Linked DNA regions of Homo sapiens: region 1 is linked to region 2. The links are chromatin loops, found by intact Hi-C in ENCODE. Cell type or tissue: Caco-2. All regions are shown on one strand. Links, peaks and the distances in the headings refer to the core of each region. The heading gives the core; the rest is flanking DNA. Region 1 overlaps LDB3 (LIM domain binding 3). Region 2 overlaps LOC124902473 (a long non-coding RNA gene).

Region 1 (5,367 bases), core at 281-5,280, 290 kb before region 2:
AGCCCTTTGTGGAGGACCAGGTGACCTTCCCTTAGGCTCCCAGGGTCTGGCACATGATAGGTGCACAAAACTCTTGGCTGAACAAACAAATCCTACATCAGAGCCAGAAGGGACCCTAGAGCCCCTCGGGTCCAGTGCCTCCCAGCCTGAATCAGACTGCAGTGCAGGCCATGGTCAAAAGCCTTACAGCCCACTCACCCTGGCCGGGGGACCAGAGGACCAAGCCGCCCAGCCCACCTTCTCAGAGGCCTGGGAGGGCTCAGGTGAAGCCCACAACAGTAACAGACTGCTGGCCCAGCCCTCTCCTCGTACAGATGCTGAAGCTGAGGTCCAGAGAGGCCAGCCAACTAGCTCCAGGTTACAGCAGATAAGGGCCCCATTGGGTGAGAACCTAGGTTTCCTGGCTGCTAGCCCTGTGTCCTTTCCATTAGGCTCCCTGCAGTCATAGGGCTCAGGAAGGCTACTTCTGCCCAGTGGGAGGCCCTGGACCTATGCCTGGAAAGATGCCCTGTCCAGTACTCTTCTGCCTGCCTCTCCCTTTTCCCCAGAGGGCTGGCTGGCTGGGAGAGGAAACTCCCCATTGTCCATGTCTTATACCCTCCCTGCAAGGAGTGTGACAGGGAACTGACCTTGTGTCCCAGGACTGGTCCCTGTGTCTGGCTCAGGGTGGGCTACAAGAGCAGAGGTGGGGAAAGGTGATCGAGGTTGGGTGGAGCTGCCCTGGCTTCGCTGAAGGCCCTGCCCTGGCCCAGAGAGCTATAGGTACTGGCAGCCTGTGGTTGGGATCGGTTGGGAAAGACCAGCAGAGGCTTCTAGGGTCCGGCCAGGGAGGAGCCTGCAGCTGCCCAGGGAGCAAAGGAGAGGGTGGGATCTTGCTGTTGCTGGGACAGGCCATTTCTGGCATAGGGAGGAGTCCCAGGCGTTCCTAAGGTCTGGGTGAGATGGGCAACAGGAAGGCACAACCAGGTCTCCCTGGTCCTGGCTCCTGACCCACTGGGAGGGGAGGGAAGGAGGGAGTGTGAACTGTGCAGTGGGTGAGGGAAGGTGTGGATGCAAGGCCCTTGAGCCTCTCTACAGAGCTTTGCAATCCAGAGAGCAGGTGGAAGGTGTTTGCTGCTGTTTCCCTGGAATGTGCCCAGGAGGAGCTCCCCTGTGCCTTTCTTGGCTCCAAGGGTTCAAGAAAGCATTTCTGGCTTCATTTCCCACAACCCCGTGCAAAGACCAGGGACTCTTGTTGCTGCTGTGACCAAGACTGGGAGTCAGATAAGGAAACTGCTGTGCCTTTCATGACACCAAGGCTCAGGGAGAATATATGCAGGGAAGATGGAACAGGTCCTGCAGTCCTTGGCCCTTGGCCTGAGTCCACTCTCTGGACCCACTTTCAGCTTGTTCTTCTTGCCACAGAAAACACTCCACAGTCACCGCAACATCAGGTCACCGCTGCATTTGCTTCACTGTGTGCAGCCCCCAGTCTGATTCATCTTTCCCCTCCCATGGGTGGTCATGGCAGGCACTGGCTCCTGCAGATACACTTCCCATGAGGATTCTGGGGAGTGGCCTCCAAGAGGTTACCTTGTCACCTTCTAGCCCTGAATAATGGCCCAGTGTGCATTCTAATGTCTGGGTCTACACTGTTCCAGTGCAGATAGGAAAGGCGGGGGGAGCTACCCCAAAGCACGGCAAGAAGAACACAGGTATGCACCCCCAGCCTGGGCCTGCAGCATGAGTGTCACTACTCTGTGATTTCTGTGACCACAGTGACATTATTTGGACAAACCCCAAGAGACAAGTACTTGCCTGTAAAGGCTGCAAGGGATGTCGTTTGGCTGACAGGTGGGTGTGAGGAGGAGCGTGGACAGAGCACGTGGGCTGACCACTGGTCCTCAGACACATCCCACCAAACCCACACACACCATCCCACAACCAGACAGACGGATGACTGGACAGACACTGCAGGGTCTACTTACGCCAGCGGTGACGCCCTGCCAAGCAGAGGAAAACCCAGCCGTGAGTGCGCGTCCATCATGGGATAGCAGAGGGGCAGCGCACACAAGAGAGCCGGGTTAGGGTCAGAAACGAGTTATGGGAATGGGGTGGGTGAAGGAGGAAGAAAAAGAGAAAAAACACGGTCATTGAGGAAGGAACCACGGAAATTAACAGCAGAAATGGGAGCACGTTATGGCCAAGAGGGTTACTCACTGGCACCACAGCATGGTCAGCTCAGCGTGGCTGCGTTAAAAGGAAGAGGAGAAGAGGACCCTTTCCAGGCATACCAGGGGAGGAATAGGGAGGGGATGGGAGGGGACAGGAGGGAGATGGGAAACGTCCTTCGTGAAGTCTCGATTAATCAACAGTGCATCAATTCCAAAACTGATGGGTGCCCTAGTGGTGAGACCAAATGATAGCAGTCTTCCCAACGTGCAGAAAACAGAAAGTTAGTGAAGAGCATTTCTTTCATTATTCTCCATTGAACTTCCCTTTGGCCATTGCTACTACTTTTAAGAGCACACCAAGGACACACGTGACAAAGAAATGTTAACAGGAAATCCCTGTTAGCTCTTGGGCTTAGGCAGCCTTGTTTTTCTGGGTACGCATGAGCTAATGCTTGTGTTTGTAAACTTGCATGGTCATATTTTCTGCTTTGAATGATGGAATTCAATCAACCTTGCCCAGAATTAGGCGAAGAGCAGCAGCCCTGAGCCTTGGGAGTTTGACTTGAAACTCCAGGACAGGCGACCTCTGCTCCCTGGTGGCCTAGAGGAAGTACTGCATCTCCAAAAGGGCCCCAGGCTCCTCAGTTCCAGCAGAGCCCAGAGAGCCCACACTGTTCCACCCTTGGGGCTGGGGAGCCTGCCCTTTATAACCTGCATGCATATCATGGCCACAAGGGCTGGGGTCTGGAAAGGCCAAGTGCAACTGGGTTCTCTGGGACTTTTTAATCCCTCCATCCCTCTTATTACATCGGTTTTTCTGGCTTTGGAAAAAAGCATCACTGTCATTTCAAGACTTTTTGCCTTGAATTGCTAGGGGATCCTGACCCAGGGATAAGATGTTGCCGAGACTGATAATCAGCCAACACAGTGGTATTCCCAAGTAGAAAACAGTGAGGAATTATGTGTATGTGTGTAAAAAAGAAACAACAGATAGACAGACACATACACACACACACACACACACACACACACACACACGAGGGTCGGGGGAGGGAGAGACAGAGAAAAAGCAACAAGGAGGAAGACAGAAAGAGACATACAGAGAGAGGGAGACACAGAGACACGCAGAGAGAGGTCTGTCTGCATGAATGTTTGCATTGCTAGCATTTTTCATCCACAAATGATTTTCAGCCAACTCTTTCTTTACCAACCCTCAAATTCCCCAGCCATAGCTAATGGGTGAATTCCAGGAACCAAGGATGTCTTAAATGCCACTGCCTTGAGGCCGGGCTTCCTAGGGCAAAAAGAAGGGGATTGCTCCCATCTGTGGGACTGATTGCCAGCAGTAGTGTGGATGGTTGGTCGCAGACCCCTTCCCAAACCAGAAACCCAGCCAGTGTATTTGAATCAATTCTCATTGCTGGAAGAACCTGGTAACTTCCCCCTCCTTAAAGGACAGCTTCGCTGTGAGAGGCCTGGGGGCCTCCAGAATGGTCCCCTTGTTAAGAGGACTGTAGAAGTCTCTTCTTCCAGCCTCCTCATAGAGCCTGGGAAAATGCAGAGGCTGTGAAAAGCACTTTGAGGAGCCACCATTTTCTGCATTTCTCCACCCTTCTCCTAAAGCTGACCATGGAGAGGGTCTGAAGAGAGGATACCCACGTTCCAGAAGGCCCTGGTGAAGGCTGGCTCCCCTCCAAGGGCCATGCCTCCAGGAGGTCCAACGTGAGGGAAGAAAGCTGGTCCCGATGGTGCCCAATGGCCCATACCCCTCGGGCTCTGGAGGCACTGAGTGGCGGTGGAGGAGGGAGGCGCTTACCCACTGAAGTCACTGCCTTGGGCTTGGGCCTGCCCAGCGATGGCATCCATGATGGCATCCTGGGAATACATGCTGATGGGCGTGTTGTACTGCGCATGGATGATGGTGGCCTTGCCGCCCAGCCCCTTCACCTCGATGGGCTTGTGGGTGGACAGGGCCGAGTCCTTCAGGGCACTGGGGTTGAAGCGTTCCTGGTAGTCGGCGCTGGGGGAGGGGTGCGGGAGTACGGGCAGGGAGAGGGAGGAGAAAAGGGCAACAGGTGGCGGTTACATGGGTGGCCAAGGCAAGGGCTGGGCGCGGTGGGTGTCGAGAGAGATCTCCCAGAGCCGAGGCCCTGAACCCCCATAGGCTACACAAGTCTCCAGATGGTGGGTGGTCTGGGTGTATTCAAGAAAATCCTTGGCACCCTCCCCCAAAGCCCAGTGCAGCAGAAGGTTTTCTTTTTTCTTTCTTTTTTTTTTTTTTTGATACAGGGTCTCGCTTTGTCGCCCATGGTGGAGTGCAGTGGTGTGATCTCCACTCACTCCAGTCTCAACCTCTTGGGCTCAAGTGATCCTCTCACCTCAGCCTCCTGAGGTAGCTAGGACCACAGGCATATGCCACTATTTTTTTTTTTTCTGTAAAGACAGAGTCTCACGATGTTGCCCAGGTTGGTCTTGAACTCCTGACCTCAAGCTGATCCTTCTGCCTTGGCATCTCACAGTGTTGGGATTACAGGCATGAGCCACCACTCCTGGCCATAGAAGGGTTTCCTTGCCCATCTTGGCTTTCCCAGCTCCCCTGCAGTGCCTGGCTCAGCCTGAGCTCCCTCCCAGGGTCTGCAGGGGCTGCCAGGCACAGAGAGATCTCCCACTACACACAGCAGGGGAAGCGCAGGCATGGGGCTGGGGGTAGGGGTCGGGAGCAGCAGCCCAAGCTGAGTCCAGAATGCCCCAAAGGTGAAAAGCGGCTCCACTGGCACCCGCAGGGATTCTGAGCAAGGTTTCTCCGTGAAGGGGCTCTTCCTGCAGGCCACCCCCTTGGTGGCCCAGGGCTCTGATCTTCCAGACGCTTCAGGGAATGTGCTTCTTCCTCAGAGCAGGGCTCCAGCTGCCCAGGCCCCCTCAAGTCCAGTTTGCTGAGTAGCTGGCCATCCTCTACCCACAGGAGGCTCTTCCCTCCAATGGATAGGTGCGCTCCCCGGGCAGACAAGATCCAGTGCAGCCCTTCTGAGGGGTCGCCAGGACAGAAAGGTCTTCAGGCTCACACAGGCCCAGCAGCAGCACAGCCTGTGTCCCCCTCCCCCTGCGCCCGCCACCGTCACCAACCCCAGGCACATCTTAAGCAGCTGCTGCAGCAGGAAATTGGGAATGAAATTAGAACCATCGGATGGAGCCCCCACTCCCACCCCCAAATGCT
Region 2 (5,367 bases), core at 132-5,131:
ACCGCCCGTGCCCTCTGCCTAGGCTGTTCCTGCTGCACCGAACGCCTCCTCCTGCCACCGCCCTCCCTCCTTTCTTTAGAAGCCCCTGCCAGCACCTGAGCTCTCTGCTGATTGCTGTTCCTCCCAGTCTGTGGAAGCTTTGCCCATATGCTTTCCTTAAAAGGGTTCTGGGCAGGGCAGGCGCCCCCATTTCTCAGGGATCCCCTCCAGGACAACGCCTTTTCCTTGTGTCTTCAGCTCTCCTTACCAGATATCTATATATTTGTATATATTCAGTTTCACCAACAACGCATCAAGTACTTTTTTTTTTTTAAGTAAAGAACCGAAGTCATTGAACTGGAGTCCCATTGATTCCCTCCCCCTCGCCTCCCCAAATCTGGCACCTGCCCAAGGTATCCTCAGAACCATTTGGGGTGTCCTTTGGCATTGGATAATAGAAATAAAATTTTACCTCTTTCTACCATAAATTGTACCACGTTTTATGTATTGCTGACCCCCTTCATCTGATTTATTGCTGTTTATTTTAGAATATTTTCTCTTTGAAATTTTTTTTTCAGTAAAAAGTTATGACACCAAGCACAGTGCTCCGAAGGCGGAGGCGGATGAGCGCGGGAGGCCTTCCTTCGTCTCCGTAGGCGACGCCCTCCCACCCCTTCCCTTGTTCTCATGGCACTCCTAGCTACTGGCAAAGGTAGACGCGCCAGTTTCTGCTGCTCCCCCACGGAATGGAAGCCCCAGAGGGCAGGGACCTAGTCTGTCACGTCCCAGGCCTCACCCCAGCTCCTCTGAGGCCCGGGTGCTGGGTCGAGGCATATGCCGGGCTGCGCGGGTGGCGGGGGAGGGGGAGCCCTGGAGCGCGGCCCCAGTCCTGGGAGAGGTGTCCTTCGAGGAAAGGGACAGAAGAAAGTTGAGGACAGAGGTCCAAGGGGAAGAAAGAGGGAAAGGATCGGCGTGAGGAGGACGTCCGGGCGGGGTGGGGAGGGCCCCCCGCGGGGTCGGGCCCACGGGCTTTCTAGGGCGCGTCGCCGCTCAGGGCCACGGGTGTGCTGTCAGCTCCCGTCCGGCCGCCCGGACGCTGTAACCTCCTCCGAGGCTGGCCCTTCTGGCTCGAGACAAGCTCGGGCCTGGCACGGAGCAGCGGGAAGGGCGGGAGATTGCCCCTAGTGGACTCCAAGTCCAGCTCCTGTCCCTGGGCGCGTCTCGACACTTGCTGGGTCACGGAGGAAACCGGGTCTCGGACCCCAGCCAGCACGGGCGCCCCCCTCGGCTTCGCTCCCTTTACCCAGCGGTGGCCTCGGAGGCCCGGGTGGGGCGCGCCGCTCACCTGGAGAGGAGGCTAGGGGTCGGGGGGACACGCGCGCCCTTAGGCCCCACTCCTGTCTTCTGCCCTTTTTATTCTCCCCCGCACCCTGGGGCGGGCGGCGCGGGGCCAGGGTTTGCGAGTGTCACCTGCTTTGGTAAGTAGGTGGGCGAGTGACGCACCGCGGCGTCGGCGCCGCCTTCCAGGCGCTCTCTCTGCCTCCAGAGGCGCCGGCACTGCGGGGCCCCAGTCATGCCCGCTGCCTCAGTCTTCCAACCCGAAAAGTGGGTGGGCGAAGGAAAGCTCGGCCGAGCTGCGTCTCCAACTCCCTGCTCTCCCCTAGGGGAGCCCACCAGCTCCAATCGCGACCTCTTCTGTCCCCAAACCACAGACCCTAGCCCGCCTCGGGGACCCGGATATGGAAGGGGCGGTGGAGAGCCCTGGCCTTGATTCTCCCTGGGTCGGGAGGGCGTTCCGGCGGCCGTGGGGCTGCAGCCCTTCCTCCCCGCCTGGAAGGTGAGGGTGTGGGAGGAGCGGGAGGGGGCGAGGCCGACACAATCCCCGTGCGACCAGCGGCGGAGCCCAGAGCCAGGTTAGGAGCGCGCTCAGGCGAGCTCGGCGGAAGGCCGAGAAGGTTCATCGGAGGCGGCGGCGAGCCGAGACCAGGAGACAGACGGGGCGGGGTGACGAGGCGGGCCCCACCCCAGGAGCGCGGGGCCACACGGACACCGGCGGGCGGTCTTCCCCGGGATGCGCTGGGATTGCAGGCCTCCAGCGGCCCCGCCCGCCGCCTCCGCCCTCCCGCTCCTGAGCTGCCAATCCAGCGGGTTCTGCCGGTCCTCGGCCGTGCGTCTGGGGTCTGGATTCCCGGCTCCACTCGCCGTGAGCGCGCGTGTCAGCCGACTCGCCCCGGACCGCATGGTGCAGCTCCCGCAGGGCCGCAGCCGCGGGTCGTCGCTGATTGCCAGCTCCGCGCCCACTGCACCGCTGCGCGGCCGCCTAGGGCTCATTGCGCGGAAGTCGGCCTGGTCCCTCCCCTGGGCTGGATGGGCCCGCTCCTCCCGAGCGGTCGTGCTCTGAGTTGAATGCGATAGAGGCTTCTGGGCGCGTCGCGGGCTAGGTCCAGGAGCTGTGATCCTCTCCGAGGTCTCAGTGTGCCCGCAGCGCCCCCTGCAGTGCGTCTCCTGCAAGGGGCCCGGAACACATTCCTGTCCCCGCCAGGCCTGGAGGCCCGAGCGCCTGCTTTTCATCCACTCTGCCCACCCGCCTCTGCGGTCGGCTGCCTTGGGCGCTGGCCTTAGCAGTTCTGAGTTTGAATTCAATCGCCAATACACAGAAAGCCACACAAATGTGAAGATTTGTGAATTATTATCAAATGAACACCTTTGTAACCACTACCCAAGCCAAGAAACAGTACTTTCCCCCAGAATACCTTACCCGTGCTCCTTCCCGATTTCACTCGACTCCCTCCTTCCCAAAGTAGCCACTCTCCTGCCTTTCATAGTAATTACTTACCCGAGTTTTTAAAAAATTGTTGTCACCCAAGTTCGCCTCTCTAGAGGCTATAAATTAGACTTGCTCATTTTGTTAATATATTTTAAGTCTCTTTAATTTGTAGTTTCTTTCTCCATCACTTTCTTTTCCTTGCAATGTATCCTTGGAAGAATCTGAAGAGATTTCTAGTCTGGATTTCACTGATTGCATTCTCCTGGTGCAGTTCAACACATCTCCCTGTTTTCTGCATTTCCTGCAAATTGACAGCTGGATCCAAAGGCTTGATCAGACTCAGGTTCAAGATTTTTGGTGAGACTCCAGGTGGTGGAGTGCTGTTTTGTCAGGAGGCACATAATGTCTGGTTGTCTCTATTTTTTGAGATCTGAGGAGAGACGATGTCCAATGCTTACATTCATTAATTCACTGGGGGATGAAAATGGTGATATACTAATTATATAATTTATTTTTCATTTATCATCTGGGTTGATTTTATAAAGAGACTCTTCTCCTCATCTGCTATTTGGTTACCCAGTGGAACCGTTCACAGAGGAAAGGCGGGTAAATGCTTGTTTCTTTGCATTTATTTATCCGTTTTCAAGATGACGAATTGCTACCCTGTCATCCTCCCAAAATGAAGAGTTAAAAAAATATACCATCACGATGCCAAGGATTTAAATGTGCTAGATGGATTTCAATACGTTGCAGTTACTGTCAGTAGTAACATACAAATTGTCCCCTCTTTGGGCAGCTGGAGCCCTTCAGGTTAATCCTTGGGTCCTTTAGATGTGACCCTAGTAGCCTTTGAACACTTCCTTGTTATCTGGAATGACAAGACATCTTACCAGTTTGGGGTGCTAGGAATCCTCTTCACTTCTTGGTTGATCTTTGTTTCTAGGTCTTTTCAATGGAGGAGCTGTAAATTACATATATGATAAAATACACTGGGAATTTATACTGATGTAACTACGTTAAGTGGAGGACTTCTTGATTACACCTGTATTTCTTTTCTTCCACACTGGGAATCCTGGTTCTTAAGGACACCAGGAATAACTGAATTAGAATCCAATTAGTCATTTGTTTTATTTCAATTTATATACTTACAGGTTCAGAATAACAATATCAATACCATAACTAGCTATAATTTCTGAAAACACCTAAAACTTTTTCTTTCTGCATATGTTATTTTTATCCCCCCCATTTTTTTTTTTTTTTTTTTGAGACAGAGTCTTGCTCTGTTGCCCAGGCTGGAGTGCAGTGGCACAATCTTGGCTCACTGCAACCTCTGCCTCCTGGGTTCAAGCGATTCTCCTGCCTCAGTCTCCCGAGTAGCTGGGATTACAGGCACATGCCACCATGCCTGGCTAATTTTTGTATTTTTAGTAGAGACAGGGTTTCACCATGTTGGCTAGGCTGGTCTCAAACCCCTGAACTCAGGTGTTCTGCCCTCCTTGGCCTCCCAAAGTGCTGGGATTACAGGCGTGAGCCACTGTACCCAGCCTACCCCCTATTTTTGTTTGTACTCTACATTCTCAGATGGTAAAGCCATTAGATAGCATAATCTCTCTTTTTAAACCCTCATTTAGTCTTCACTCCACAAATAACTATACATTTGTTAATCATCACCAATCATTAATGTGATGTTTCTCTAGTTATTTTGGTCTCTGCGACTGGTGCTTTAGTAGATCCTCAAGAAGGGCTATGGACCGTGTTACTGTTTCACTATAATAAAGACAGGATCAGCATCACTGATTATTCCTTTGGCCTCAGGCTCCAGTATGGTTCAGTACAAGACTATTAATATCCTATCTTTATTTAAAAGGTTGATATTTTGTTCATCCTGGATTTTTTGGCATTGAATTTTGTTTAAAAAATTATTGCATTAAAATCTCATTTTCTGCATCCCTTAACTGTTTAGTATGCTCTGAAATTCTTTGCTGCAAGCCAGGACCTTTCTTTGCTCACCTGCCTCACCCTGGTTGGAGATGAGTTGAAGCTCCTATTTTTCTCATCCTGTTAAAAAAAAGAAAAAAGAACTCTGCGGGCGAGTTTAAAGAGACTGGGTCTCACTATGTGGCCAAGAGTGGTCTCAAAATCCTGGCCTCAAGCAATCCTCCCCCCTTGGCCTCCCAAATTGCTGGGATTACAGGCATGAGCCACCATGCCTGGCCCCTGCTTAATTTTGATTCAATTTCCAGCAGTTGCTGTCCATTGTGGGGTGCAGTCCGGAAGGGAGCCCTCGCAGATCAGTGAGAGAATTCACAGACCTTCAGATCTTACCGCAGATCTGGTAAGATCTGGAGTGAGACAAACTGCTGGTTCTCACCCGGCCCCTGCACTGTGGATGAACAGGGCCCTCAGGTGCCCAGGTAACCTGTTGCTTCCCTCGGCTTTCCCCCAGCGCATGCTGATGCTGTGCAGGTGTCATGGTTGTTGTCCACCCACTTGCATTTTGTGGTGACAGGATAACCTATCACTTAGTTTTGTTGCAATGTTGTCCACGGGTTTTGGTTTTAATGTCTTGTTGCTCTGACTATAATTATGTGGGGATTCAGAAAGCACAAAGTTATGTTTTC

Evidence for each region. Hi-C counts contacts between places; a loop is a spot of excess contacts. Peaks named below come from ENCODE experiments on the same cell type or tissue, not always from the same donor. Only the 100,000 strongest peaks of a DNase experiment are listed, where the experiment ranks them.
Region 1: it touches region 2 in a loop (2.9-fold over the local background); 11 of 110 quality-filtered maps call a loop at or near these places.

What each region holds. Positions count from the first base shown.
Region 1 is chr10:86,685,875-86,691,241 of GRCh38, reverse strand. All of the region lies in intron 5 of LDB3 (LIM domain binding 3), which reads right to left. Among named protein-coding and RNA genes, the nearest start is that of LDB3, 20 kb to the right of the region's middle. RefSeq lists enhancers at 3,549-4,086, 1,673-5,367. In Caco-2, for the core only: a CTCF peak has its summit at 2,747 (motif pointing left); a DNase peak (open chromatin) is centred at 2,738.
Region 2 is chr10:86,397,081-86,402,447 of GRCh38, reverse strand. LOC124902473 (a long non-coding RNA gene) reads left to right here. Exons shown (of 2, transcript XR_007062221.1): 2 at 1-467. Among named protein-coding and RNA genes, the nearest start is that of GRID1, 33 kb to the right of the region's middle. RefSeq lists silencers at 948-1,007, 1,128-1,177, 1,248-1,297, 1,988-2,037, 2,048-2,277 and enhancers at 687-1,680, 2,428-2,477, 2,282-2,576, 2,568-2,617, 1,681-2,674. In Caco-2, for the core only: a CTCF peak has its summit at 2,483 (motif pointing left); DNase peaks (open chromatin) are centred at 1,137, 1,987 and 2,407; H3K4me3 peaks cover 1,876 bases.